2 separate regions of the Homo sapiens genome follow, and region 1 is linked to region 2. A link is a contact called in ENCODE Hi-C or POLR2A ChIA-PET data. All regions are on one chromosome and are shown on one strand. The core of a region is the stretch at or near the end of the contact, and the rest is flanking DNA. Distances in the headings are between cores, read along the strand shown. Region 1 overlaps TPX2 (TPX2 microtubule nucleation factor). Region 2 has its middle 13 kb from the start of BCL2L1-AS1.

Region 1 (2,754 bases), core at 241-2,740, 86 kb before region 2:
GTCATGCAGCTAAGAAGCAGTAAAGCCAGGATTCCAAATGGAATAGACACCGAAGGTGGTGTTCTTATCCACTGCCTATTTATTTAAAAATAGACATTTAAGCTGGGCGCGGTGGCTCACGCCTGTAATCCCAGCACTTTGGGAGGCCGAGGCGGGTGGATCATGAGGTCAAGAGATTGAGACCATCCTGGCTAACACAGTGAAACCCCGTCTCTACTAAAAATACAAAAAAATTAGCCAGGCGTGGTGGTGGATGCCTGTAGTCCCAGCTACTCGGGAGGCTGAGGCAGGAGAATGGCGTGAACCCAGGAGGCGGAGGTTGCAGTGAGCCGAGATCGCGCCACTGCACTCCAGCCTGGGCAACAAAGCAAGACTCTGTCTCAAAAAAAAAAAAAAAAATTCACATTTAAATAGATAAATAACAAATGTCATGGAGCAAGAGATAATAACTTCCAAATACTGTCTACTGTAGGCCAGGCACCTTACCAGACACTTCACATAAATCATCTCGTTTAAACTGCATTAACAATATAGACAATAGATAGATGTCTTTATAAATAAATGCTACCATCACCATTTTATAAACAAGGAAACAAGCTCAGAGAAGTTACACTATTCCAAGATCACCAAACTAATACATAGCAGTGTTGAGTTTTAAAAGAACAAGTCTGCAGGATTCCAAAATCTGGGGTCTCTCTAATGCACAAGTTTTCCTATAAACATTGCTTCAAAAAGGAGGTAGGTAATCAAATCATAAGATCCTGTTCAACAAAGACAAATCCTGCCCTTTATGAAAACTAAGCATCCCTGATATGCTCATAAAGAAAACTTTAGCAAATTACAAATCCTGTTATAAATATATTTGGAAAGCTCTGATCTGAATCTTCCCATAAATTTTTTAAAAAATCCATTGATTCCTCTTTTTTTAAGTATACTTTTCCATATGAAGTTTTTCCTCTATATAAGATGGTGGTTAGTGAAAACCTCAGTGATATTCTAGAGTAAAGAGACTATGAAGAGGGTTCAAGCAGCAGAAGAAAGGCTGTCCTCTGAGGTCTAAGACTACATTTGATTAGTGGGGAACAAACGGCGAGGGGTGCAAACCTAAGTACACTTAATCTTTAGGTGAAATTTTAAAAACAAAATATTATTTTCCTAACATGACCTGTTCTTTAAAAAAGCTTCTTTTAAGCTATATTTTGGTCTAGAATGGCCAACTCAGGAGACCATCCCCTCTCCCTGGAAAAAGAGAATAAATAAATACATATCCATTGAGAAGTCTGACTCTCTTCAATTAAGGCTGATAGGACAAGTACATCAAGAAAACGAAAAGCTAACTACTGGGTAATTTCGGTTTCACGACACTACCTCCCCCAGAAATAATAAATATGAGGATGTGAAATCTTCCAAAATTAAAGTCCACAGGGCCTAGTGGGAAATGGAACAGGCCAGAGCCAAAGGCAGCTGTTTAAATGAGAGAGCCCCAGGCATGGTGGGAACTGGATGCCTTCCTGCGTCCCTTAATCAAGATTGAATTTCTGTCAACAGGTCTCACCAAAAAAAAAAAAAAAAAAAAGGCACATGCGTCAACCACATTCCCCCAAACAAATCAAGTTGCCAAGCAAGAGAATCAGCTTCACATTTCAAAATTATCTGAATCTACCACAGCTTCAGATTCTTGCAAAACTAGAAATATTCTGCATGGAAAAATAGCTATTAATGACCAATATTCCTACAAAGACCCAAGGAAAAAGCCTATCCTGTATGCTATGAACCAATTAGGTTCCTCTAAAAACTGCCTATTCAATGCCATCCATCGTGTCTTATAGCCCATTTTTGTTTCCAAAAAGCGAAGACTAAAACGATAGATAGATAGATAGATAGACAGACAGACAGACAGACAGACAGAGATAGAGATATAAAATCTCGGCCGGGCACAGTGACTTATGCCTGTAATCCCAGTACTTTGGGAGGCCAAGGCAGGCGGATCACGAAGTCAGGAGTTCGAGATCAGCCAGGCCAACATGGTGAAACCCGTCTCTACTAAAAATACAAAAATTAGCGGGCGTGGTGGGTACGTGCCTTTAATCCCAGCTACTCGGGAGGCTGAGGCAGGAAAATAGCTTGAACCCAGGAGGTGGAGGCTGCAGTGAGCCGAGATTGCACCGCTGCACTCCAGCCTGGGACAGAGCGAGACTCCTTCTCAAACAACAACAACAAAAAAAAATCTCTTCCCTCCAAGAACGCACAATTGAATGGGGGAATGCAAACAATTACAATATAGGGCTATCCTTGCTGCAAGAGGGCATTAACAGAGAGCGCTCTGGAAGTGCAGAGAAGGAGAACAGCATAAAAGAGGATCAGAGATGGTTTCCTGATGTAAAAAATACTTAAAAGATACAGACAGACCTGCGGAGTTCTACAAGCTAAGAATGAACGTTGACTTTTTCTAGGGTAAGAGATAAATGGAAGGGGAAGACAAATACAAATTAGGAAGATTGCAGACAAAGCAATGTAACCTGTTCCCACATTCATCTGAAATTAACCTCCCATTGCCTCCCATCTTTCTTCACTCTCAAACCAAAAATAACTAGTCTTGACAAGCTCTATAAATCAAAAGGTGCAGGTTCAGACCGGGTTGGGGAAAGCTGCAAGAGGGTGCATTCTAAGCAGGGTGAAATAGGGGACTACCAGCTCCTGAGCAAAACAAAGACTTTGGTGTGACAGATGCTCTCAAACACCTTGCTATCCAGT
Region 2 (2,700 bases), core at 155-2,654:
TTGGGGAAGAGGAATGAATGCTAGTTTCTGTTACTTGCTTCAGGGGAGAAAGAGAAATGGGAGACAGCAAGGCAGGAGAAAGTCAGAGATCTTGTTTCTGAGGCCTTTCAGCCTCCTTTAGTTCAAAGTATTCGGTATGCCAAAGTGCCATACTTTGGGGTATTGTTTTCTAAGCCCCAGTAAGGGCAAAGGAGGAAAAAGCAACGACCATGAGGAAGCGGTTTGGTCTTCTACCAAGACATGAAGGACTTAGTAGAGAAGGAGGTAAGAAGGGGTCAGACTTCAGATTTTTAAGGCACATCCCACAGGATTTCAGATGGAGTAGAGATAGCTTCAGAGAGACTCAAGGATGACAGATTTTTAGAATAGTGATGCCATTATAGATACAAAAATGAAGTGCATGTTTGAAGCCAGTGCAACCCAAGAGACTCATAGTAAGTGCGATCTGAGCTCGTCTGGGAATCAGGAGTCAGGGAGGGCTCCCTGGAGGAATTGACATGAGAGCCAGGGCCTGAAGAGTGCATCACGGTTAACTTAAAATTAAGTGGGGAGGCAGGAGAGTGGGCCTGGGGAAGAAGCAGTAAATGCACCAGATGAGCAGGCATTGTCTTCAGGCTGAAAAGCTGGTGTGTCCAGAGCTAAGAGAGAGGGCGCTGCTGGGTTTAAGATGATGACAGAGGGTGGGGTGAGAGGACTGAACTTGATCCTGAGGGCAGTGACAGCCAGAGAAAGGTGGTAAGTTAGGGAGTGATACAGCCCGAGAGCCCCCAAAACTCTGGCTGATGGGTGGAGAAGGTTCCGGAGGGGAAGCAGAGTGGAAACAAGGAGATCAGTGAGGAAGCCATGGTTTCATGAATGCTCCGGTTTTGAGGATGGACAGCCAGATTTGTGTCCCGGGTCGTCATTTCTCGAGCCGTGGCTTCCAGTGAGTGAGTTACCTACTCTCTCTGTGCCCCAGCTTTCCCCTCTACAAAATGGGTGTGATGGGCAATTGAATGAGATAACCTAGAAGCAGTGGAGGAGGACTGGATGTTGAGGGTGACCGCGGGGATGGACTCGGCATTCCCCCGGGCTCTCCAGGAGAAGAGAGGAGGTGCTGCACTCTCGGAGTCCCGCGTGGCCGCGTCCAGCGGTCCAGGAGGGGTCTGGGAAAAGCGGTCAGGAGCTCCAGCTGGAGGGCAGGCCTGGAGGTGGGACATGCCCCAGGCGCCCCGCCCCGCCCCGCCCCGCCCGCTTTTCGGAGTGGGCTTCACTGCCCCCTGGTGGCCACAGGATGCGACCTGAGAGCCAGCCCCAGCTCAAGCTGCTCCCGCTCAGTGCACACGACCTCTCTCGCCGGGGGGCCACTTTCCCCAATGTCCTCCATCCTCTACCCTACTCACCAGAAAAACAGCTACACTTCCAACCCTTAGGTACTGGATTCAGAGCTTGTATGGGCTCTCTGGAGCTTAGAATCGCCATCTTGTTTGGTTCAAGACCAAAGCCTCCAGCCTCCCACTCACGCCTTCCCCCACGATGTGTCCTCAGCTCCTGCCCCTAGCCATAGCCGTTCAAGTCCCTTCCTCACATTCTCCATGTGCTTCCAGAAATGTCTTCACTCGCTCTTTTATTTATTTATTTATTTATTTTTTATTTTTTGAGAGAGGGTCTCACTCTGTTGCCCAGGCTGGAGTGCAGTGGCCTGATCATAGCTCACTGCAGCCTCGACTTCCTGGGCTCAGGTGATCCTCCCACCTCAGCCTCCCACTGTGACTACAGGAGCACGCCACCATACCCGGCTAATTTTTTTGTATTTTTGCAGAGACAGGGTTTTGCCATGTTGCCCAGGCTGGTCTCGAACTCCTGGTCTCAAGCCATCACTTGGCCCCGGCCTCCCAAAGTGCTGGGATTACAGGCGTGAGCCACTGTGCCCAGCCCAGAAACATTTTTTCACATATTGGCACAGATATATATTTTGATCCTCCACTAATTTTTTACACAAATAGTAACATACTAAACACACTTTCCCTTGCTTTTTCCACCTGCATACTGTATCTTGTAGAGGTTTTTTTTTTTCTTTGAGACAGAGTCTCCTTCTGTCGCCCAAGCCGAAAGTGCAGTGGCATGATCTCGGCTCACTGCAACCTCCACCTTCCCGGTTCGAGAATTGCAATCTCCACCTTCTGGGTACAAGCAATTCTCCTATCTCAGCCTCCCAAGTAGCTGTGACTACAGGCGCACAACACCACGCCCAGCTAATTTTTGTGTTTACCCGACCTCAGGTGATCCATCCACCTTGGCCTCCCAAAGTGCTGGGATTACAGGCTTGAGCCACCTAGCCCAGCCTTGTAGAAGTTTCCATATTCACACATGAATCCCCATGTACTCACCAGGCAGTTTCAACAATTACCAACTGATGTCAACTTTATTCTTTTTTTCTAGCTGTGTGGTATTCCACAAGTTTTTAACCAGACCGCTCAGTGATTCCCAACTTTATATATTGCCATGGAACATGCTTGGAATTGCACAAAGGGAAAGCTGGAGGGGGTTTGGGACTCTCTATGTGGTTCTTGGTGAAAAACTCATTCAATTTCCATATATTACATATTTATGATGAAAGAAATGAAATATATTTCATAGAGAAAATATGAAGTTTTATCTTTGATTAAAACATCTAAATACATAAAATATTTTAAAATTTTTTCTTTAAAAACTTGACTT

Evidence for each region. A loop is a pair of places that touch in the nucleus more often than their neighbours do. ChIA-PET counts read pairs that join two places held with the same protein, here RNA polymerase II (POLR2A). Pooled maps may share reads with other maps.
Region 1: POLR2A ChIA-PET joins it to region 2 with 14 read pairs in Panc1. The contact joins two enhancer-like sites. A Hi-C loop is called at or near these places in 6 of 37 single-sample maps with no recorded cell type and 14 of 50 pooled maps. POLR2A ChIA-PET finds 5 or more read pairs at or near these places in 25 of 52 experiments (A549, AG04450, CD4-positive, alpha-beta T cell and 20 more).

The regions. Positions count from the first base shown.
Region 1 is chr20:31,746,592-31,749,345 of GRCh38, reverse strand. All of the region lies in intron 2 of TPX2 (TPX2 microtubule nucleation factor), which reads right to left. Among named protein-coding and RNA genes, the nearest start is that of TPX2, 8.7 kb to the right of the region's middle. Within about 2 kb of position 1,490, at least 2 of the 41 ENCODE cell types and tissues checked have a DNase peak (open chromatin) inside an H3K27ac peak, as active enhancers do.
Region 2 is chr20:31,660,285-31,662,984 of GRCh38, reverse strand. No RefSeq gene overlaps it. Among named protein-coding and RNA genes, the nearest start is that of BCL2L1-AS1, 13 kb to the left of the region's middle. RefSeq lists a silencer at 1,143-1,332 and an enhancer at 910-1,637. Within about 2 kb of position 1,404, at least 25 of the 41 ENCODE cell types and tissues checked have a DNase peak (open chromatin) inside an H3K27ac peak, as active enhancers do.